3 separate regions of the Mus musculus genome follow, and regions 1 and 3 are each linked to region 2. A link is a loop called in an ENCODE intact Hi-C map of the cell type or tissue named here. Cell type or tissue: heart. All regions are shown on one strand.

What was found. Peaks named below come from ENCODE experiments on the same cell type or tissue, not always from the same donor. Only the 100,000 strongest peaks of a DNase experiment are listed, where the experiment ranks them.
Region 1: a loop joins it to region 2, with 3 times the contacts of the local background. A loop is called at or near these places in 6 of 42 quality-filtered maps.
Region 3: it touches region 2 in a loop (2.2-fold over the local background); 4 of 42 quality-filtered maps call a loop at or near these places.

The regions. Positions count from the first base shown.
Region 1 is chr14:67,131,498-67,139,497 of GRCm38, reverse strand. No RefSeq gene overlaps it. Among named protein-coding and RNA genes, the nearest start is that of Gm30438, 24 kb to the left of the region's middle. In heart, a CTCF peak has its summit at 3,696; DNase peaks (open chromatin) are centred at 3,417 and 4,097; H3K27ac peaks cover 2,236 bases.
Region 2 is chr14:67,043,696-67,051,695 of GRCm38, reverse strand. All of the region lies in intron 2 of Ppp2r2a (protein phosphatase 2, regulatory subunit B, alpha), which reads left to right. Among named protein-coding and RNA genes, the nearest start is that of Ppp2r2a, 25 kb to the left of the region's middle. In heart, CTCF peaks have their summits at 1,026 (motif pointing left), 4,698 (motif pointing left) and 6,946; no DNase peak of the experiment used is centred here; H3K27ac peaks cover 285 bases.
Region 3 is chr14:67,617,867-67,625,866 of GRCm38, reverse strand. No RefSeq gene overlaps it. Among named protein-coding and RNA genes, the nearest start is that of Gm24981, 55 kb to the right of the region's middle. In heart, a CTCF peak has its summit at 4,886; DNase peaks (open chromatin) are centred at 1,826, 2,756, 4,206 and 4,736.

The DNA of each region.
Region 1 (8,000 bases), 88 kb before region 2:
TATTGAAATCTGTATCTAATAAGGATCTAATCCAATTATTACTGGAATTGGTTACAGAAAATTTCTTCACGGCACATTTACTTCTGTGCTCAGAGGCATTAGATTCTGCCACGCCAGTGCACTGGGGTGACAGGCTCCACCCAGAACACCTGACTCCCCTGCAAACACTGTGGGGCCTCTGTATCTATAGATTCGGTGTCCACAGATTGGACCAACCATAGACTGAAAATACTTGGGGGAAAAAAAAACAGTCTCTTAGCGACTATGTACAGACTTTGTCTTGTCATTCCCTGAATAATACACATAATGACTCTAGGCAAGGCGTTTACATTGTATCAGAACATGTAGGTCATTGAGATAGCTCAAGTACAAAAGAGACCAGGTACCCACCGCATGATCTCTTCTATCCTGAAAGCTACTACCTAGAAAATACATCTTCCCATTACCTGTGTTATAAATGAGATTAGCTGGGGCTGGAGACACTCCTCGGTGGTTAAGAGCACTAGCTGTTCTTCTAGGGGCCCTGGGTTTAATTCCCAGAGCTCACGTGGAAGCCTACAACTATCTATAACTCCAGTTCCAGGGAATCCAATACCTTCTTCTGGCTTTCAAGGGCACTTTACTGCCCAGACATATATGCAGGCAAAACATCCATACATAAAAAAACAAATACGAAATTACATTAGTTGGGCATGGTGGCACAGGCCTATAACTCTAGTACTTAGGAGGTTGAGGCAGAATTGCTGCAAGTTTGAGGCCAGCCTGGGCCAAATAGTAAACTCAAGGCCAGTCTGGGGTATGTGGTGAAACCTTGTCTCTAAAAACCGAAATAAACAAATGAAGCTGGAGGTGGTAGGACACCTTGTAACCCAGCATCTGAGAGGTGGGGATGGAAGGTTCAGGAACTCAAAGGCATTCTTGACAACATAATGAGTCTGAGGTCATCCTGGGTCACCCAAGACACCGTCTCAAAACCAGTAATATACATGGCAAGGCTGAGACACAGAGCGGCGAAGACCACCAAGCAAGTAGTATGTGTAGCTAAAACTCAAATGTAAGATGTTGGTATCTGGATGCTGGTCCCAGTCTCAGCCATTGTGAGATTGTCTACTGGCTCACACACTGTCACAGACACATACTGTAGCACGTGGTGTTTTCCATGTACAACTTGGCATTTTCCAGTCATTCAAATGGGAGAACTGCCGTAAGGAAAAGTGACTAAATCATCACATATCTTAAGTGTGAGAAACTTTTTGTTTAAAAAGATAGTTAACCTGAAAAGAACTCGTGTTTCCTGAACCTGTCTCTTCCTCTTAGTGCCCGATTGGCCAGTAGCATCAAACTGTGAAGATGAGCTCTCACCAGTGAGATAAAATGTAGTCACTAAGCCGGGTGTGGTAGTGCACATCTTTAATCCCAGCACTCAGGAGGCAGAGGCAGGCAGATTTCTGAGTTCGAGGCCAGCCTGGTCTACAAAGTGAGTTCCAGGACAGCCAGCGCTATACAGAGAAACCCTGTCTCAAAAAACCAAAAAAATAAAAAAAATAAGATGTAGTCATTACTAAGATCTGGGATAAAAGATGGAAGCCATCTTGGTTACATGTGCTTGCAGAGTGTTCTAAGACCCAATTAGTTCTAGCAAGCACACATAGATGTGTTTCTTTGTGTGACACTGAGATTATTCTTGGTTTATAACATAAGGTATCACAAGAATGACCTGTATGGTCAGAAAAAGTGGCGGCTAGGTTCTCATCCTGGTACAGTGAACCTGCAGCATTGTCAAGGAACGGATACCAAGACCCTTGAAGACACCAACATTCTGAGGTGTCAAGTTTCTCTATAAAATATCATAATGCTTGTGCTGACCTACACACAAGTTTCCTATCGTCTTAGAAATCTCTGGATTAGAACATATCTAAAACGATATAAATTCAAATGTTGATTGCCCAATAATGTAAAAAAAAAAAAAAAAAAAAAGGGATGGTAAGCCAGATGTATCAGCACACACTTTTATAACCCCTGCACTTCGGAGATGGTGGCAGGATCATGAGTTCAAGACCAGCCTGGGCTACATTATGAGACCCCCATCATAGAGGTAGGGGAGGAAAGGAAGAGAGGAGGAAAGAAAGGAAGGAGTGAAGGAAGAAGAGAGGAGGAAGTCTATTCCTAATTAGTTTGGTAGGTTTTTTTGAGATTGGGTTTCACTATGTTGCCCTGGCCGGTCTGGTATTTGATATGTAGTCCAAGCTGGCCTTGAACTCATAGAGATCGGCCTTCTTCTGCCTCCTCAGTTGTGATTTGAACAGTAATGACCCCCCCCCCCGACACCTGACTCATGTGTTTAAATGCTTGGCCCATAGGGAGTGGCACTATTAGGTGTGGCCTTGTTGGGAGAATTGTGTAACAGTAGAGGCTAGCTTTGAGTCCTTATAAGCTCAAGTCTGGCCAGTGTATCTCACCGCCTTCGGATCAAGATGTTGAACTCTCTCCAGCCTCGGATCTGCTTACAGGTCACCCTGCTTCCCACTCTAAGGATGATGGACTAAACCTCTGAACTGTAAGCCTGTCCCAATTCAATGCTTTCCTTTATAAGAGTTGTCGTGGTCCTGGTGTCTCTTCAAAGCAATGGACACTTGAACTAAATCACAAGTCCTAGGATTAAAGGCATGCACCAGGATGCTTCAATGAAGGACAGAGTGGATGGCTCTGAAACGGTGCCTGGGGCATAGAAGATGCTCAACAAAACCTTGCTGCTGTTACTTGAACTCCGCCTGACATGGAATCAGACCCTGATGGTTCTGATGGTTCCATAAACCGTGGCGCCTCCCCTAAGCTTTGCCTCACGGGTGCAGTCCCCCACACTGGATGAAATGAGCCACTCTCGCCACTGTGCTTTGGACAGTGTCCTGTCACGGAATCTGTGAAAAGAAATCGCATGGTACATTGGTTTCCACCAGCCAGACCTCAGGTTCCTCTTGTCGGGGAGGAATTCTGCCTTGTCTGTACACAGTGACTGGTACAATGTCAGCCAATCATTTCCAATAACTTCTGAAAAGGACAGGAACGGTGGTGCATGCCTGTGACCACAGCTCTTCACAAATATAGGCAGGGGGGTGGGAGTTTGAGGACAAGCCTGCACTACAGATAGTTTGCTTGAGGTAGGGAGGGAGAGGGGGGAGTGAGGAAGGAAGGGAGGGAAGGAGGCGGGGAGAAAAGGACACAGGGAGGGATGGAGGCAGGCAGGGATGGAGGCATGCAGGAAGGGAGGGATTGAGGGGGACTAAGGGGGGGGGGGGGACAAAAGAACTTCCCTGTCCTGCCTTTCAGGGAACTTTTATTTTGAAGCAGCAGCAGCACAGTGGTGATCTTAGCTAGGGCTCCAGCAGCTGCGCATGAAGGGACTCTTAGGGTGCTAGCTCCAAGCCTTGGAGCCCATCCAAGACTCTTCCCAGCTGCACACTTAGAACCTGGTGTTGGGTCTGGGTTGAGAATTGCCCTGTGGGGGGTTGGGGAAAGGCGGGGCAGGGGTACACTTAGACTAGGAAACTTTCCTGACACCGCCTATTAAACCTTTTCCTGCAGCCCTAGGGCAATAAGGTTCTTATGGGTTAGGTTAGTAAACTGAACCGTGCATGTGGTCTGCTGGATGGCAGACTGTGAGCCTAGAGGATCTGAAAGCCCCAAGGATGATCTGTCCTGGGGGTGGCAGCAGCGGGTGGGAACCAGCCCTTGGACCTGCTGCACAGCCCAGCCTGGCCCAGGCCTCAATCTGGCCACACCTTCAGCACCCCCAGAAAGGCCGCTGGAAGCAGCCTTAGAGACTGTCTGGTTACCACCTATTGTTCCTAATCTCCTAAACACCACTGAAGATAAAATGCCAGAAGGCCAGACAATGGAACCGACTTTTTTGCTTAATATTTTTAATGAGAGAGTAAACACGTGACCTTGCAGCTCCGTGCCAGTTACATTTCTATTTACTTGGAGCCTGGGTACAATTAGGACATTTATCTCACTTAGTCCCTGGTCACTCCTGCCCCCAAATGTCCCCCGCCCTCTTCCCAAACGAGATGAAAAAACGTTTTCATTATGAACCCGTATCGGTTGCTGAAAGCAGCTATTTTTAAAAAGTGATGTCATAGAGACTAAATTGCTACATTGTTCTGCTTTCAGAAAACGCTCAATGGACCCTTTGGTAGTCGCTGACTGCTATTTGTTAGATGCACACAAGCAACCAGCCCCTCCCGCTCGCATCCCAGATCCCATGCTCACTTCAGAACTGTTGTTGGACCTCTGGGGAAATGTCTATGTGTCTATTTTGCACAGCCTTTCAATGATGTCCTTTTTACATGTTGTGTGTGCATATGACTACTGTAGTCACCCTGGAAAAGGATTCAAGGCTGTCTTTTCAACTCCAACTCAGGAAAAAAAAGGTTCCCGTCACATAAGTACTTACTACATGCATAGAGCCTCAACTTCCGATAGTCAAGTTTATGGCTTTTCAACCTTACGTTGGTGCAATAAGCACATCCCCTCAGCAGAAGTCAGGAAACAGCACAGGCAAGATGGCTTAGCAGGAGAAGACACTTGCCATGCAAGCCTTACCACCTGAATCCATGCTGGAAGAAGAGACCAACTCCTCAAGGTTGTTCTCCATTCACCAGACATGCTCTGTGCGTGCTGGAACTTGTGCATGCCCTCAAGTGTGTGTGTATGTGCTCGCGCCAATTTTATAAAACCACAAAGTGAGGAATACATCTCTAAATATTTTTCCTTCTTCATTTTTTTATTGTTTTATTTTACATGAATGGGATTTTGTCCAAATGTATGTCTATGTACCGTGTCTATGCCTGGTGCCTGCAGAGGCCAAAAGAGGGCTTTGGATTCCCTGGAACTATAGCTACAGACAGTTGTGAGCCACTAAGTACGTGCTTGGAACAGAAGCCCAGTTCTCAGAACCTGGGTCTTCTGCAAGATGGGCCAAGGGGTAAGGCGTTTGTTGACAGGCCTGACAATCTGAAACCAATCCCTGGGACCCACATGGTAGAAAGAGGGAACTGACTCCCAAAGCCTCCACACGTGTAAATTGTGGCATGCACACATAACACATATTCACACAAAATGAATGAATATAAGAGAGAAAAGAAGAAAGAAAGAAAAAAAATCAAGCCAGATGTGGAGTTTCTCTTCTTTAATTTCAGCACACAGGCAGGCAGATTCCTGAGTTTGAGACCAATTGGTCTACAGAGTGAGTTCCAGGATGGCTGTGGCTATACAAAGAAACCCTGTCTTGAATAACAAAAGAATGAAAGGAAGGAAGGAAGGAAGGGAGGGAGGAAAGGAGGGAGGAAGAGAGAGAGAGAAAGAAAGGGGGAGAGAGAAAGAAGGAAAGGGAGAGAAAGAGGAAGGAAAGTAGAAAGAAAGAGAAGGAAGGAAGAAAAAGAAAGAAAGAAAGAAAGAAAGAAAGAAAGGAAGGAAGAAAGAAAGGGAAGAAAGAGAAGGAAGGAAAGAAAGAAGGAGAGAGAGAGAGAGAGAAGCCCAAATGGAAGCAAACACTGGGTGCTCTTGCTCTCTCCTTCCGCCATGGATTCAGATATTGAGGCTTATGTGACAAGCGTCTTTCCCTGCTGAGCCACCTCAGAGATCCTCTGCAGCTCTCATCTCTTTCCTGTGGCTTCAGCCTCAGATACTGCCTTCCTTCCACCTTAAAGAAAAAGTCTGTGCTCTACCCACACCCTCCTCAGGTTAGCTTGCTTTAAAGGCCTGAAGAGTAACAGAGAAGCCTGTGTTCACCCTCCCATCCCCTGTTCCTCTCATGTCTGGGACCCACTCAGTGCTCCACTCAAAGGGCTCCTGCTGACGCCATAATGCTGAAACCAGGTCCTTCTCCCTTTAAGGCCTGTGCAACCTGGACCCACAAGGCTGCAGACCCCCAAGAGGCTGCCTTGTCTAGATCTAACCCTCTTTTATTTTGCAGCCCCACTGTCTCAGGCTCCTTCTCCATTCGGTGAGTTTTCAGGATCCTCAGAGTTTCCACCAGGGCCCTCTTTTCCTCTTCCTTTGCACAGCTCATTCACTCCAAGGCTTTAAATAGCACAGGGAAGCTGAACAATTACAAGCCTACATTCCCAGCCCACATGTATTTCCCAAGCTTCCGTCTTAAAACCCCCACTAACCCCAGAGATCTATAGCCTTGGAAATCCTACGGGCGCTGGACGCTCAGCATGGAAAGAACAGAATAGCAGTGTTTGGTTCCCTTGACCAGACGTGATGGCACACATCTGAAATCCCAGCACCTGGGTGAGGGACGCAGGAAGGCCAAGAGTTCTCATCATCTTTGGCTTCACAGTGTTCTAGGTCATCGTGGGCTTTTTGAGACTCTGTCTGACTGAGTCTCAGACTCCAAAAGGAAAATAATAACAGGAGCTGAATACAAGGCTCTGATGAAAGAGTAGCTGCCTAGCAACACAGTCCTGGAGCCCCATCCTTCGGAGGTGGACATGGGAAGATTAGAAGTTTCAGGTCTGCCGGGAATGCAAAGCAAGCTCCTACCGCAAAAGAGAAGGGGGAGGGGCACCAAGATGGTTCTGTAGCCCTCTTTCTGCCAAGTGACATTTAGTAAGGCAGTGCTGTGGTATGTTTTTTTTTTTTCATTTTATAAACTTTATTAGTTTAGGGAAAAAAAAAACAAGAGGGGAGGGAACACAGCAACAACAACAAAACAAACAAAAACACACACACACAAAAAAAAAAAAAAAAAAAAAAAACCCCACGGCATGTCAAAATTAGCCAGACCCAAAGTCTATCCATCTCAGTGACATAAAACTAGCCAGCACACAAGCGTATGCTCAGCATTAACAATGAATGCTTTAAGAGCTGACGTCTGCATAAAGCAGAAAGTGTGTGTGTGTGTGTGTGTGTGTGTGTGTGTGTGTGTGTGTGTTATGTGGAAGCCAGAAGAGGATTTCAAATTCCCTGGAACAAGAGTTACAGGTGGCTGTTGAGATGCCTGCTATGGGTGCTGGGAACCAAATTCAGACCCTCTGCAAGAGCAGTAAGCACTACAACCACTGAACCTTCTTCTCTCCATCCCCAATTTTCCACTTCCCAATTGCTTTTATTTACTATTCTAGAACCAAATAGCAGTATAGACTCAAAGTTCAGAATGCACCAGTCTACCAAATGGGCAGGCTACATTTATAGCCAAAGAAGAGAAACAAAACATGACACACAAGACACAGAAAGGTGTGCAGAAGTGCAGTGTCAGTTGTCTATCTTATAGGCTTCCATCTGGGTGGTGGCACACACCTTTAATCCCAGCACTCAGGAGGCAGAGGCAGGCAGATCTCTGAGTCTGAGGCCAGCCTACTCTGCAAAGTGAGTCAAGGACAGCCAGGGCTACTCAGAGAAACCCCGTCTTAAAAAAAAATAAAAACAAAACAAAAACAGAGTTTAACAGTTGGCTATTTGTAAATGGCTGAGACTCAGTTTATTTCCCATAGTAGGTTGCAGTCCCCACAGACATCAAGTGTGGTTGCAATACATTCTGTATGGAGAAATCATGAAGCCAACATACAGATGGATGGCTGCAGCTTTAGGCCAGTCTCCATTCAACTAATAGTATCAGCTCCGATTCTCTCCTCTCTTAAGCTCTTAGTTTGTTCTCTTCCCTATCCCAAGCTCTCAAGATGTCTGAGCTTCTCAGCCATTAGAGTTGTGAGCCAGACGCCTGCTAGAGAAGCAAGTAGACTGACTGCAGATCTTTATCTTGCCCTCTGCCCCACCAAAAGCAATCATCCAGCCAGCCTCATCCCCATCTCTGCAGCAGAGCACCAGCTGCAGCTCCCTTCACCTCCTGCCCCCAGCTCTAGTGGGTCACATAGATCTTCCCCTCCTAACCCACCCCCAACTCCAGCAGGCACTCCCCGAGGAAACGCAAGCCACTCTGACTAGGGAAGCAAATTGGCTAACTGCAGATCTACTCATCTCCCTCCACTCCTTCA
Region 2 (8,000 bases):
GGCCAAATAGTAAAACTCTGTCTCAGAAAATAATAATAAGCTGAGTTTAAATTGCTTTGTGGAGTTTTTGTGACAGTTTATATGTTCTAGGCTGCTTGTGACTTGTAATTCTCCTCCCTTAGACCACTGATACTACGGTTATATATGTCTGCTACCACACCTGGCCTAAACTTGTGTTTTGAATTGAGTTTGGTGACATTTAGAATTCAGCAGTTAGTAAAATTACCATAGAAGAAAATATCCTGGGAATTACTGATGTGGGTGAAAACAACATTGTTTTGTTCAAGAGTAGAATTAGACTAGGTAGGAAAACTAATACAGATTTCCTATCACTTTTTATCAAAACAGGCTTTGAAAGAATGTGCAAAGTACCTTAGCACTATTGACTTGTGGTAGTGAATGATGATCTAAACCCACGTGTTAAACACTCTGAAGTGTCCAACAGCATAATAGGGAGAGTTCAGTATCCTTGGAAACCCTGGAGGAGTGCCCCAACTAAGCCGTGAGACGCACTTGGCAGGTACACAGTAGTAGCTGGGAAAGATGACATTGTTGACTGCTTTAGTGTTTGTTTACAGGGTTGAGAGCCCCCTGAAGAGTAGGAGAAGGGACCGGTATTGATTGGCCTAGGTGGAAATGATAGTGGTCTATAGGTGGTTAGATTAATGAGTATTTTGTATTTTGAAGCAGGGATTAAAAATCCAGTAGCTTGAGATCTGGGACTGTAGTAACTAAATGGTAGAGTGTCTGCCTCATAGGTCCTGTGAGGTCCTGCAAGGCCCTGTGTTAGGTCCTCTTAAATAACAGCAACAGATACACAGGCCTGTGCACACAGGAGTTGGGTGAGGCAGGGAGGCAGCTAGGGCTGTTGAAGCTCAAAGATGAAACTGCTCTAGGCTTCTCTCTTTAGCTTGTAGTCAAGTTACCTCGTGGCCATGAAGTTCTTAACTGTTTTTCTGTGCTGACCAAGGAACTATAGTGGGCACCCTCTAACATGGCTCCAATGGACACTGCCCTCTGCTGCTCTGCTCTTTGTATAAGTTTCTCCCTTGAATGACACACCTAACAACTGACTAGTACAAGCATGACAGAAGTGATGACATACACTTACAGATGAGGCTACCCAAAGGTCTGTGCTGTTCCCTTTCATTTTCTTTCATTTTCATGACCAGCTACCATGATTGTGAACTTTTCTGGAATCCATGTGGCAGAGAACTGGTATCTCAGGTCAGCATCCAGGAAAAATGATGTCTGACAGCAGCCATGGGAGTGAGTCTGTAGTTGGCACTTACATAGTTTCCCTCTGGAGCATCCTTTCACCTGACAGCCCCCAGAAATAAGGCCATCGGAAACAATTGTTTTTATTTTGAAGACATTAGTCCAGTGGAGTTACACAGAAAATCTCCATGTCATCAAGCCTAAAATTAAATTTCAGCCCCCATTGCTCATATATTTTTAAGTTCTTTTAAATGCAGTTTATGGCTACTGCTTTTCCAAAACACTGTCTGCTTGGCTTCTGGAAAAACATCCCACCTCACCAGCAGCCCCCAACCCAGTCATCTCTTCATGTGGTTCCTGCTCAGCTGCCAAGGATAGGAAAGCCTCAAGGCGCTTAGCCTGCAACCCTGGTTTTCTTTACCTGCCCCAGAAGGAAATCACCTTGAAATGCCATATGACTTTGAGTGCTTTCTGTAAACTCCTGCCAGATCCATTTAGCTGCTCATACAACATTCTGCTCAATTGTAGTTCACTCAGAGATGTGCAGATGGACTATAGTTTTTCTTGTTTTTCTCCTGCTGGGTTTGTTTTTACAAGCTTGTTACTACTCTTCTGTATGTTGGTCCATCCGTCCATCCATCCGTCCGTCCATCCATCCATGTTTCTGGCAGGGCTGCCTTCAGAATGCATTCTTCTGCTGCTGGACAGTTCTGACTCTTCTCATCCCTTATTTAGTAAGAACACATTCACAGAGTTATTTGAAACATAACTTCCTTTGAGAAGTGTAATGGAAACAAGGAATTGAATTTTAAGTATGGCTGCAGACCAGGTCAGGAAATGCCTACCTGATGTTTTACCTACCAAAATTAAGAGGAAAAAGAATTTTAAAAAAGATCCAAGTAGAAAGAATTCACTGTAATTTCCTTTCTCCTTTCTGTTTGACTTTTGAGTGTCTCAGGCTAGCCTTGAACATCCTTTGCAGGAAATAATGGCATTGCATTCCTGATCCACTGCCTCCACCTAGCTTAAGTGTTGGGAGTGTAGGTTGCTACCATGGCATGCTTAAATTGCTGTTCCTATAAAGGCACGTGAGGTGTTCCTTTGATTAAGGGTTTGTGAGGAAATCAGTGGTGTAATCTTTTGGATTAGTTATCCAGCGGGCTTTTCTTTCTTTTGTTTATTTGCTCTTTAGACGCTGTTAACTGGAGCTTCTGAGGCACATATCTGCCTATTAGTGATGAGGTCCTCTGAGCCAGTGGGAAGACCTAAACTTATTTTTCTTGATATTTATCTTTATTTTATGCACATGTTTGAAGATTTGTTCATACCTGACCTCTTGGCCTCTTGGCCTTAGATTTTTCATCTGTTAAGTCTTTGTATTAATGTAAACAGGTGTACCTGTTTGTGGTGGGAATTAAATGCTAGTACATTACATGCAGCTTACCACAGCATGGCACTGCACTGCACTGCACTGCACTGGCTCTGACTACAGGGTTGCTTACTAGGATTTCTAAAGCACCTCTGCTTTGCTCTCCTATCTGCTCTCCCTCCTCCCGATTCCCAGTCTTCTGTGTTGCAGTTGACAGGACACAAGCTGACAGGGTTGTTGTTAGTTAAAACTCAGTGTTCTGGTTTTGGATATTAGAATAAAGCCTGTAAAAAATTTTTAACATAATCTAAAAATCTCTAGTCTTTTCATCTAAATTTCTTAGGAGTTTGTAACCTATGAGAAATCAAATTTGAATTAAGAATGACTGTCAAGACAAATGGACAGTGCAGTGTGTCCTGATTCTTATAGTGTGATTATGACAGTTGTAGTCTGTAAAGCTTTTATAAATACACACATCGATAGAAACCAATTCTGAGTTTAAAAGAAATTACTTTGAAAATAACTTTTTTGTTTTGTTTTTTGAGGTAGAGTTTCTCTGTGTAGCCCTGGTTGTCTTGGAACTCACTCTGCAGACCAGGTTGGCCTTAGACTCAGAGATCCACCTGCCCTTACTTCCGAGTGCTGGAATTAAAGACATTCACCACCTCTGCTCGGTGGGAAAAAATATTTTATGTGTCTGCTAAATGTATATATATGCGTCACATTCATTCAGGTGTCTGGAAATTAGAAATGAGTGTTGGATCCTTTGGAACTGGAGTTGTGCATGGTTGTGGGTCCTTAGAGGCATCTCTTCAGCCTTGAAAGACCTTTCTTTTGTTTTTTTAATTTCAAAATTAAAAACCTCTATAGCTACACTTCTGTGTGTTTTTAGTGCCGTGGAATATTTTAGTTTTCAACCATTTAAAAATATAAAATCTGCCAGATGTGGTGGCACATGGGCTTTTTAGTTCCAGCAAAGACAGAGGCAGGCAAGTATCTTGTGTTTGCTGCCAGTCTGGTCCACATAGTTTCAGGCCAGCCAGGACCACACCCTAAGACCCTATCTCAAAAGTGAAAGTAGAAACATCCTTGGTTGGTGACTAAGATACCCATAGATGTGAAGTGTGGTTTGTTTGCATACACACCAGAAGAAATGTTTGTATCACCACCATCAGTATTACTGGTGATTTCAGACTGGGTCTCACTCAGTAGCCCTTGCTGGCTTGGGGTTTGCTATGTGACACAGGCCCAGGCTCTGTGTGTGTGTGAAGAAGCAACAGAGCAAGGCAGTTGTGATACTGTTACTTGTTTGGGCTGTAGGCTCAGATTTCAGTGAACTAAAGTAGAGTGTTTGGAAAACAAAGGCCAAGGCTATATTGACCATAACACCCTAGGGACAATTAATATTTTGTTTTATTTTGCTGTTTATAAAGGGTCTCACTGTGTAGCCCTGACTGGGCTAGGACACCTCTAGGTAGTAGCAGGTTGTCCATGTTTGCCTGCCTGTCTTTGTCTCCTTAATGCTGGGGTTAAGGAGTCTCTAAGAGCTAGGCTAAGCTTCCTCCTCTAGGCATAAGATAATGAATGGCCAGGTAGGAAAATGACAGTCACACTTTTGGTTTGTTTTCTGTGCCTGTGCTGCACTAATGTGGTCCTGAGGTATCGTACATGAGTGGTTTCCCGAGTGAACCTAGGAAGACAAAAGCAGCTTTATCTTAAAAAAGAATGCCAACCATCTCATTCTGTCCATGTCCTGATGTGAAGACAGTGGGAACGCACTGACTCAGGCTTCTCTGGACGCAACAGAGAGTCAAGAGTCGAAGACATTTGCCTCCAGGTGCTTACCACCACTGTCTGCCCTCTGCCTCTCAGGTAAGAGGGATGAATGGTCTAGTCAGTGCCAAGTGGGGCGGCTATGAAGTGGAGGGAAGAAAGAAATGGTGTGGCCTGTTTGTCAGGGGTTTAGTTTTGAAGGGAAGAGGTTTCCAAAGGACAGCATTAAGTTGGACCTGCTTTGCATGGCACAGTGGCTGTTTCTCCAACAATCAGATCTGTGTGGGTTTAGTGGCTTGACCTTGGGAAAACTATTGAGGACTTTGAGCTCCCTCTAGAGGACAACAGTCTAAAAAGAGCCTCCTAAAGTTCTTCAGGGAAAGAACCTGAAGATAGCCATCCCTTTTAAGTAAGAAGTTACTGCTTTGTGAACGTATTAACCTCCCCTTCGTGTGTTAGCCTCACAAGTGCTAAGTTTCACCCCAGTCTGAGCATTCCCTTATATATTTCTGAATGAGTCTTTCTGAAAAAATTTGTGTTAGTCATATCTAAGTAGCTTTGTGGGGTCAAAGAAAAGATGGTGAAAATGGATCGTGCCTTTTAATTGGAATATAAGTATGTACCAATCTCTGAGTCTTGAATGGACCTTGTGAAATGTACAGAGAGACAGATAACGTGTTTACCTGCTCTCCTCAATCCATCTCTCCACATCTGGAAAGAACAAGTACAGGAAGATTAACAAGATGATGAGCTAAGGTATAGGCTTGTGCCTAATTAAACATGTGAACGAGCTGACACTGACCCGCCTAAGCTTCAGAGCCTAGCTAACTACCGAGCAGTTTGTTCCAGGACAAAAGTGTTAGCCGTGGTCAAATGGTCTGAGGTCCATTGGTTATAGCTTTGATTGTGGTTCATCCTTTTATTCTTTGTTTATTCCTCTTTGCAGAACTTGTGTAAATTCAGTTATTTAAAAATGCACCTATAAAATGAAATGTTAATTTTGTGCTAATGATTTGAATAAAACTGTGTGTGTGTGTGTGTGTGTGTGTGTGTAAGTGTGTGTAAATGTCCATGCTTGGGGAGACCACTGGTTGAGGTCAGATGTCTTCTTCATGTTTGCTTTATGTGGTGTTGGATATCAAATCCAGGGTTTCATACATGCTAAGCAAGCTGCCTAGTAACTGAGTTACAGCTCCCACTTTATTCTCTTATGTGCTAGCATTGCCCTTCTTCGTCTTCGTCTTCGTCTCCGTCTCCTCCTCCTCTTCCTCCTCCTCCTCCTCCTCCTCCTCCTCCTCCTCCTCCTTTTCTTTATAAAGTATGAGGAGATATGAATGGTGAAAGCATGCCAAAAGGATCCAAAGCCAACCCTGAAGGCTTTTAATGGCTAAATGTTGAATAATTGAAATAGATTGAAATTATATTTAAATTTTAACAAAGAGCTTTAAGCTTCCTCCAATCCCCTTGAATTTAGGCTGCACCTTCCTAAGCACAATGTGGGGGCCTAGGAGTAACTTTCTATAGGAAAAACCTTAGATGAATAGAGAATGGACTATGTCATCAGTAAATCATGGACATTTCCACTCTAACCACAAGGAGGATGTACCACTGTAATACTGTGACATAAACGGTATGCTAACATTTGTGATTTTCCTGCCAGGAACCCACAGTTGCAGCATTACCTACCGTTTAAAAAAATGCATTTCACAGTCTCAGATTGAGGGATTTCCCACTGTCTACTGCCCAGGACTCTCAAGTTCATCAAAGACAAGGCAGTCTGAGGAACTCATAGGCCAAGGGAAGTAACGAGACTGTAGTAGGGTAACCTGGACAAAGTTTTGGAATGGAAAAGGCACGAGGGAACTGAGGAACAGCACTATCCAGTTCATTTAAAATGTGCCAAGCTGCTTCCCTATCTGTGACAATCGCAGTATGAGGTGTGAACAGTAGTGCCACTAGATGAGGTGTCTATAGGACTCTGTACCATGTGTGTGACCTTTCTTAAATCTAAAGCTGGGGGTAAAGTTTCTGGAAGGGCCTCTATCAGCTTTATGCAGTTTTGTTAAGTGTTTGTGAAGTGAGTCGCCTGTTAGTCTGCATGTCCCTGTTTACAGGTGAGCAGCGGCAGGCTGTTCTGTAGGAAACTGAGGGAAGCCTGTGCTACTTTGAGTGTAGTTTGTCTTCCCGAGGTTCGTGTTCTGGCTGCATGGTCCTCAAGGGTAACCATGTGAGAAATAGACTGTGGTATATGGAATGTTGTGGTCATGTTCTTGGAAGACGCTAGTTCAGTGTAGTTTATGAACTCCAGGTTTTCTAACAGAAAGCCATGGTCCTAGGAAAAATTGAATAGTGTTTGCAGATGTATGGCCCTTTCACACCCTTAATTTTCTGAATTAGACGCTTCCTAATAAAACAATAGTATTTTCTCCAGCCATTATACTCTTGTTCCTGCTAGATAGGTTGAAATATCTGTTAAATATGTCAAGGCATATGCTCTGTTGAAAGACAAACCCAATCGTGAACACAGAAACCACTACGTATTGGTAGAGCAGAGCTGGGACCCTATCCTTAGTCTTTTGTCATCCCCTAGTGGTTAGTGACTTGCAGGGCATTGTTGAGATTGGTGACGGGAAGGAGGAAGCTTTTCAGGACTGAAGAGAGGGAGAGCCTGGCAGCCTGAAGATGGGACAGCTAGCTAGCTTGTTCTCTTGTAGCCCTTTAAGGACGCAGATGATAGTGAGTATTTGAATCCGTTACTTTAAACATGAGTGATGTAAAGTTATGAAAGTGAAACTTGAATGACTGGTAATACTTACAGAATACTATATGCCTTAGGTATACCTTGAAGGCTTTAAAAATTCAGAAAGCATGGTAACAAGTGAGTGATATATCAGATTAGGATTACAGAATGCCTGGGATAGGATTCCAATGTCTGGATTTTATTACTTTCCGTGACAAACTTATTTTCACATGGTAAACATAACTCTTTTGATTATACAGTGCTATAGGCTTTGAGAAAAACCAATCACAGTCATTACTGCAACTGGTACACCAAGCAGTTGAGTTGCTCCAGAACATTCAGGCCCTCTGTAGTGTGCATCTCATCCCTGACCCTAGTAATCAACTCGTGGTCTCTTGTTTCAACTTCTGTTGCCATTTGCATTTAGCTTTATTCACCCAGCCCAAGGCATCTCGAGCTGTATCCTGCTTGCTATTGCTTATATCAGTAGTTATTCCTTCTTCTTACATTCATATATGGGTGTCTGGTTTCTTAGGTTTTGTTTTACTTGGGTAAGTAAGTGCTTGGGTAAGTAAGTTGCTTAGTCAACATGTTAAGAGTGTATTTGTATTAGTTTTCTTGTAGCTGACAAAAAACAACTTAGGGATGATAAAAAGCTTGGCTTACAGTTTGAGGTGATATAGTCTCATGCCAGGGAAGGCAATAGTGGCTATTAATCTTGTGTCCACAGTCAGGAATCAAAGTCTGCATTGCCCCTCCCCTGGTTTTATTCAGCTTGAAACCACAGCCCCTGAGATGGTTGCCACCAGTGGGGTCTTCCTCCTCAGCTAAACCACTCCCAAAACAGAAGACTTGAGGAGGAGGTATGTTTCTTAGGTGCTGTATTGGCTAGTTTTGTGT
Region 3 (8,000 bases), 570 kb before region 2:
CCATGTTACCCTGTTGCTTGACAATGTGGCTAGAATCTTCTATAAGAGACTTCTCTCTCCAGTTCCTAAGAAGTTGGTAATTTACAGCCTAGTGCTTACTGACATGATCCAAGCTCAAGGTGCCTTTCCTGGGTCCCCTGGAGCCTGCATCTGAAAGCATCCTGCCTGATTACATCCTATTGAACTTGTTTGAACTCTTCCTTACTGTTACACTCTCTGATTTTATCAACTGTGAGGTCTGGACCCCCACCTCTAACCAGCTTGGTATACAGACTCACATGGCAAAGGGCTTAAGTCTCCTGAGTTAGGAATCAGAAGTGGGATGTAACATCACCAGGGGTGTCCCCCACCTTCTCTTCCCCTGTCCTTGTGTGACTTTCTTCTTTGAAGAGCCTCTCTTCGTGTGATTGCAAGCGTCTCCTGATGCACAGTCCTCAGACTTGTCTGGCTCAGCATGAAGGCCACCTCTAGAATCCTCACATGGATCAAAGAGATCCTTCTAGTAAGTCTACATCTCAGAACAAATGCTGAGAGCACAAAGGCTGAGATTGGCAGGCCTGTGTGTCTATTCTTATAGCTTCTTTGTATGTGTTGGACATGGGAGAATCATGGCAATTACAAACCACAAGTCACCTCAGTTCTCCTCAGCCTCCCTAAGACATAACTGGTTGGTTCCTCATCTGCCAAGAGCCTAGTATAACACTGGAATCTTCCAAAGGAATCCAGAGTAACACACATATGATTTTGAGAAGTCATCCTGACAATTTCAGTCACTGTCATATTCAGTATCATTTAGAACCTTCCTGAACAGGCGAGGAAGCTGGCTCATGGATGAGCAGAGTGGATCAGAAGGACTAAAATGCAAATTCAGGGTCCAGAGAATGGCTTAGCTGGTGAAATGTTAGCCCAGCATGCCTGGGACCTGAGTTTCGTCTTCAGCACCAAGGGTGGGGAAAAGCTGGGTGTCAAAATATGAATCTTGTAGTCTCAGTGCTGAGGATGTGAGGAAGGGGGATCTCTGCGCTCACTGGCCAGTCAGTCTAGACAGATGGATGAGCTCCAGATTCAGTGAGAGGCACTGTCTCGAAACTAATACAGAGAGGGATTGAAGAAGACACACAATGCCAAAATCTGATGAACGCACTCAAATACAGAGCTACACACCCACAAGTGTACACACACACACACACACTGAGGAAGATACACAATGTCAAAATCTGGCTGCACTCACTCAAATGCAGAGTTATACCCCCATGAATGTACACACACACACACACACACACACACACACACACACACACACACAGAGGAGAGTACAAACCTAGTCCAAAGTTTCATTTCCATTTAAGAGTCAGAAACCCATAAGAGAACACTGCCTTTATGGTAATGCTGTGCAAAATTGGGGTCATCCCCAGAATCGTGACTCATCTGGGCCTTCAAAGAGCTGAGGTCATGATGTAGCCTGAACTGAATTCCAGGGTCTGGAAGGTAGTAAGCCCTTCTAAGGAGACAAAAATGGTAGGAAATTCTCACAGGCTAGGTTTGGGGAGTTTCTCGACCATTGACAAGGTGCTGGGCTCTGAACTGTGCAAGGACTGGCCAGTCTGGCTTCAGTTCTTTTTATTCTAGACTGTGGGGTAGGTGCAGGTTATCTATTGCTGTGTAACAAATCTCTACTCAGCAGCCCGTGACTCACAGTCTAGGACTCAACAGTCCACAGATAGCTTAACTGTGGCCTCTGGCTTGAGTCTCAAGCTGGCTCCAATTGAGGTGTATGTCTGTGGTCCACTGGGGAGGTTCCTGTGACCAAGCTCACCCAAGCTGCTGCTGTTGAGAAGCCTTGCTGCTTGGCTCTCTTGAGGACAGGACCTAATGTGGCAGCTGGCTTCCCTCAGAGCGAATAAGTGAGCAGGAAAGCCACTGGTCTCCTGTCACCTAATCTCAGCAATGGCATCTGGTCACTTCTCCTGGATTCCATGTATTAGAAGGGAGTCACTAGGTGCAGCCAGCACATTCAAGAGGGTGGGGATTACATAGGACAAGCATGCTAGGAAGCTGGATCATGCCAGCCATCTGCTACGTAGGAAAAACGTCAGGTGGGGATCCAAAGCCGAAGCTGAAACCTCAGGAATGGAGCAGAAAGTAGGAAGGAAGGGGCCATGGGGTGGGGGTGGTGCAGGGGTGGGTGTGTATGTCAAGTTTTGCAAAGACTGGAGCCTTGACTGGAGAGCCAATCATTACATTCATTAAAGATTTGAGACTTAGCATTAGCCTCAAAGGACTCCGAGCCCGAAGAATGATAAAGAAAGAAAGACACAGACACATGTGACTTCTGCTACATCCTTCAACCATCTAAACAAATGCACGTGGAAGGTATCAGCCCCATTTCATAGACGACAAGCTGAGGCCTGGAGGCCTTAAGTGTCCACTTCAAGATTAGGTGGTATTGTGGTCAGGATTGTACAATGCTCTGCAGATATACTGAAATCATTAAACTATACGCCCACAGCAAGCAAATTTTGTGCTGTGTGAATTAATATCTTGATAAGCTACTAAAATCAAAATACAACAGAAAGCTAAGGCTGGGAAGGCAGGATGTGGTACGGTGGGAAATTTCAGATCTAACTGATCTGGACTCTGGATTCAGTTTCTCAGGATGTAATAACCAAACACCACACGCTGGGCGTCTTCCACTGATGATGTTTGTGTTCGTGTGTTCTGGAGGCTGTGAGTCTGATACCAGGCTGCTGCCAGCGGGGCTGTTTTCTTTGGCGGCCTTAGGATTTGGCTTGTAGGTGGTCACCTTCCCTTCCTGGTCTTCATGTGGCCATCATGTCTGTGTCCTCATGGTTTTTTTAAGAAGGATACCACTCAAGTGGGACCAGGTTCCTCCAGCCTTTTTTCAATTTTAGCCCACCTTTTCTCACTCAATGTAATTAGGTTATGAGTTACTGAGAGCTCAAGCTTTGGAGAGACATATTTTAGTCCATGATAACCTACAAAAATTATGCTCATTTGCCTTTTTAGTCAATAGAAGACCACTATTATGTTTTTTAAAATCCAGTGTTAAACATTTATGGTTATAATATTATATATACATGTATATTATATCATATATATCATATATATGATATATATAATACAATATGTAATATATCACATAGTATGTGATATATTATATATACTATAAATACCATGATATGATAATAGTAACCATATATATAATATCATATATAGATGATACAATATCAATATCTTATATATGACATCACTATCATTATATATGATAAATATATGATATTTATTCTGGATTTATTAGTGTAGGACCGTCTTTCAGTTTTTGAAACAGGGACCTGTGTAACCTAGGCTGGCCTTGAACCTGCTTTGGAGTGGAGGATGACTTCCAACCCCTGATCCTCCCCTCCCAAGCCCCGGGATTAGACGAGTGCACCACCTCACCCAGTTTTATGTTTTGCCCTAGCAGAAGAGAACTGAGCACATTCTGATTTCTACAGATAAGCATTTGCAAATGGTAATGATTTAAAATAAATAGCTCATCATGCAATCTCTGGATACTCCTCAAATACACTGATGCAGAGCCCAAAAGAGAAAAAGTTGAGTTAAAAAACAATGAAGATGAATTACAAACTAATAACTTTAATATCTGTTAGTCATCTTTATCACTAAGTGATAAGTGAAATAAGAAAGCACCCAAGATGTGTAATATATACGATTGTGGTTGCAGATGTAATGCAATCTCCACTCTTGTCATAGCTTTCCTGATTGTTGCAAATGGACTCGGGCTTGTGCTGAGAGAGGGGGCGTCTGTTTGCTTGTGGAGGGTGGCTTCTCTTCCCAGGTTTTGCTGTGGCTTTTCTTCTGAGTCAGAGAGCAGCCAGTTCACGCAGAAGGAACACACACATGCTGTGTTACCCGAGGGGCTGTACAGAGGACAGAGTTTGCAAGATGTCCAGACAGCACAGGTTAGCTTATTGGCATTCTGATATGTTCAGTTTTGACATCTGAGACATCTGATAGTCCATTTAACTTTCCGGGGCAGGCAAACCTCAGTTTTAGAGATACTTGACCTGGATGCCTGTGGACTCCCATACAATCAGCCCATCAGGGCTTCACAGTCTGAAGCTGCCTGTAGTGTGTCCTAGACTCACCACAGTGCCATGTGGTCTGTGTCATTGACATCTGACCACTGGTGACCAACCTGACCACTGGCCTTGTTTGGGTTGATCAGAGCAAGAAACCCAGACACGAGCCCATTGAATGAAAGCCCAGTGTGTTCTTAAGGAAAATTCCAGGATAATTGGATCTAAATGCTTCCTCCTGTTAACTAACCCTTAGACTTCAAGGACACAGGAGAGCCCCTGTTATCTCTTTACAAATCAGCCACAGATCTTAGAAAGAATTGACTGTCACTCAAGACTGCCCTTAAGTCTGCTTCCTCCCTCAATTACGGAAGCCTTTGCAGAGCCGAGGCCAAATGAGTCTATAAAAAGGACTTATTTACCACTTGGCACTTACCCGCCAGCACTGTGTACTCTCTCTCTGTTTCTCTGGTTCACATTTATTCTCTCCACACCCTGTTTTCCCATCTTTTAAACCAATTAGGGAACTGTAGGTTTGGCCCAAGTACCACAAAAGCTGTTCTTTTTGAGCACTGAATTTTTCAGTCAACAAGGAGAGGCCAGCCAAGATCCCTTTATCTCAAAGACAAACAAAAGCAGCTAATGAGGGAGGTGGGAGGGCTGGAGGTGGTGCATTCTGGAAGCTTTACTCATTCTTTGGAGGAGATAGCATGATTTTATGCAAATTGGGATTCTATGCACTGGATCGGCTCAGCCAAGAATCTTGCTAACTTACAGCTCTGCCCCACTGGATGGCAACAGAGAGCTATCTATGCCTTGGTCTCTGTAGTTGGAATATCTTTCCCTCTTGCTGAAGGGGAATGAATCTTTCTAGTGGAACAATACTAAGAATTTTGCCCAAGAAGAACTGATTCTTGCCTCAGTTCTCCTTTTGCAAAGTTAGCCTATGTTTCATATTCAACATGCTTGTATTTTTTTAATTTATTTATCAGGACAATGAGCTTGACACATATGACTGGTGCATTGAATTCATAGGTTCCACATCCTCATATCCAGCCAGCAGAAGATTGGGACTATTAAAAAAAATCTGTATATATGCTCAACACATACAGATTTTTTTTTTACCTTGTCATCTTTGCCTAAAGAGCATGGGACCATAGCTACTTGCATAACATTTCCATTGTGTTGGTAGGTGTTAGAAATAATCTGGAGATGCGTTACTCTACATGAAGGTTGCACAGAGGTGATGCACAGATGCTACACCATTTTATAGAGGAATTTCAGCATCAACAGATTTGGGTGTTTGGGTGTCCAGGGATCAGTTTCTGTGGATACCAAAGGATGACAGCACTGTATTGTGTTTCCCAAGAAAACCACAAAGCCAAATTTCCTCTTCTTTCTTTTAATGATATGTATTGCTTTGAAAATACCCCACCCCCACCCTCAGTAGCTGCACTAGCTGGGTATGAAATTGAAGGCAACAGTAAGACTTGGCTTTGGTCAGATTTCATGCTGAGTCTCCCACTCGGAGCAAGTCACTGACTGGTCTGAGCAACCAGAGGAGAGCATGATGTTGATGGGGCTGGGCAGTGGAAGGGAGGAACAGCGGTGCTCACGTGGCTTTCCACACAATGGGAGAAGAAACCTGCCATATCCACTCAACACCATAGCCTGGGAAAGCTGGTGCTCTCCAGGACTCAGCAGTTGACACTGTTTAAAAGTTCAAACGATTGGTGAGGAGATATGGAGCAAAGAAGAGAGACCAGGAAACGGGACTTCTGTCGTAGCCATAATGCTACCAGAAGAGCCAAGAGTGCCCTTTGAGTTCACTGTGCAAAGAGCAGCCTGTTGCAAACTTGCCTGGCATGAGGGAGAGAAGGGGAAAGAGAACTCGGGGGAACAAGGAGACCAGAAAGAAGAGGAGAAAGAAGGGTGGGGCTGGAAGATGACAGAAAGTCACGATGAAGGTCACCCACCCTGGCTAGAAGCCCAGAACCTCAGGTCCAGGGCCATCTGCTTGGCTCCCTGCTTGAGTACCCTCAATCCCTAGTTGAGTGCAGGGCACGGGCAGAGCTAGATGATAACCATTGGTAAGTTCAGAGGTCCTTGGGCTGACCCTTGAGAGGAAATCCTTGTGGCTGATGGATATGTAGCCCGGGAAGTCTCTTTGAGGACTTAGAAATCCCCAAACACCTCCTCTCGTCTCTGCCTAGCTGAGAGTTGGAGCAGGGCTGTACAGGATTCCAAAACCACTTCACCCAGGATCAGCTGATGACTGTTCACGCCTGTGGCCCGAGGCTCTACAGAGGGGTCCAGGCCAGCGCAGAGCCTGTCTGGCCTAGGAAGCAGTCCTGGCAGAACCAGGAGGAAGAAAGACAAAGACCCTGAATACTGCAGTGGGAGACTTCAGAAGATACAACTGGGAGGTCCAAAGAAGTCAGAACTGAGGAGTGGACTTCTCTGGGGATGTCTTTTGAATTGAATCAAGTAGTATCAGTTCGTATTTACATAACCTTATATAACAAGCCAAACAAAAGAAGATACTTCGGGGCCAAGAGCATATTGAAAAGACAAGAGAGGGAACTTCTCAGGAGAGAAGACAGAATTCAGGGCTATCTTTGGATTAAATAAGAAACTGCTTGTATATTTAAAGCCATTCCACACTCATTTATTGCGTTTGAAAACAGTTCCCGGATGGCAGCGTTGGGGACACGAGCTGTTTCTGAGCCCATTTTCGGCTTCTCGTTTGTCTAATGAGCGATTTGAGCTTTTGCTTCGGTACCCAGAAAAGATAACACTGTACGCCGGTATAGGACATGGCACAGTCCCAAGCATCACTATGCCTGTCTGACCCAGGCAACTACTACCCTGTCAGGAGGGCTCGGCTCACATTTCTGACTCTCCAAGTGCAGATATTTCAGAAAGTGCAAGGTGACTTAACCAGAGTCACACTTGCATATAGATGCCCCAGTATAGGGGAATCAAGGGCAGGGAGGTGGAAGTGGGTGGGTGGGTGGAGGAACACCCTCATAGAAGCAAGGGGAGGGAGGATGTGTTAGGGTGTTTCTGGGAAAGAGGGATACCAGGAAAGGGGATAACATTTGAAATGTAAATAAAGAAAATATCCAATAAAAAAAAAGAAAGGCCTCGAGACTCTAAGCCTAGTGTCTATTTCACACAGTTCAACGATCGTTTCTGCATAATTTACAGGCTCAGGTATCCATAAGCTGCTTTAGTAAATATTTATTTTTACCTTTTAGCATTGTCATTATCCTCTGCCTCCCTTTATAAAGCAACACCATAGCTCAGCATCAGAGACATGTCATAATGTCCTTTGCATCCATGGCAGTGTGTGAGAAGATTCCAGGGTAGAGGGATGGAGTAGGAGAATTGGAACTCCTTTCTACCTTTCCAGGACTGCAGCAAGCCCTTGACTTTGATCCTGGTCGCAGCTCACTACTCTCCTCTCCCTGTAGTTTGTGCATGTAAGGTATCTTCAGGAGACTAGGCAACTAGGCAACATACTACAAGGATTATTATTATTATTATTATTATTATTATTATTTCTTCTTCTTCTTCTTCTTCTTCTTCTTCTTCTTCTTCCTCTTCCTCTTCTTCCCCTTCCTCTCCTCCTCCTCCTCCTCTTCCCCCCTTTTCCTCTCTTCCTCTCTTCCTTCTCTTCCCCCTTATCTCCCCCCTCCCACCTTGAGACAGGGTCTCATATATCCAGGCCGGCTGCTAACTTACTATATAGTTGAGGATGATGACCTTGAACTTCTGAACCTTTTGCTTTTGCTTCCAGGGTACTGGGATTGCAGACGTGCATTACCATGCCTGGTGACTGCAGCACTGGAGGTCAACCCCAGGCCCCTGTGCATGCTAGGCAAGCACTTCATGGGC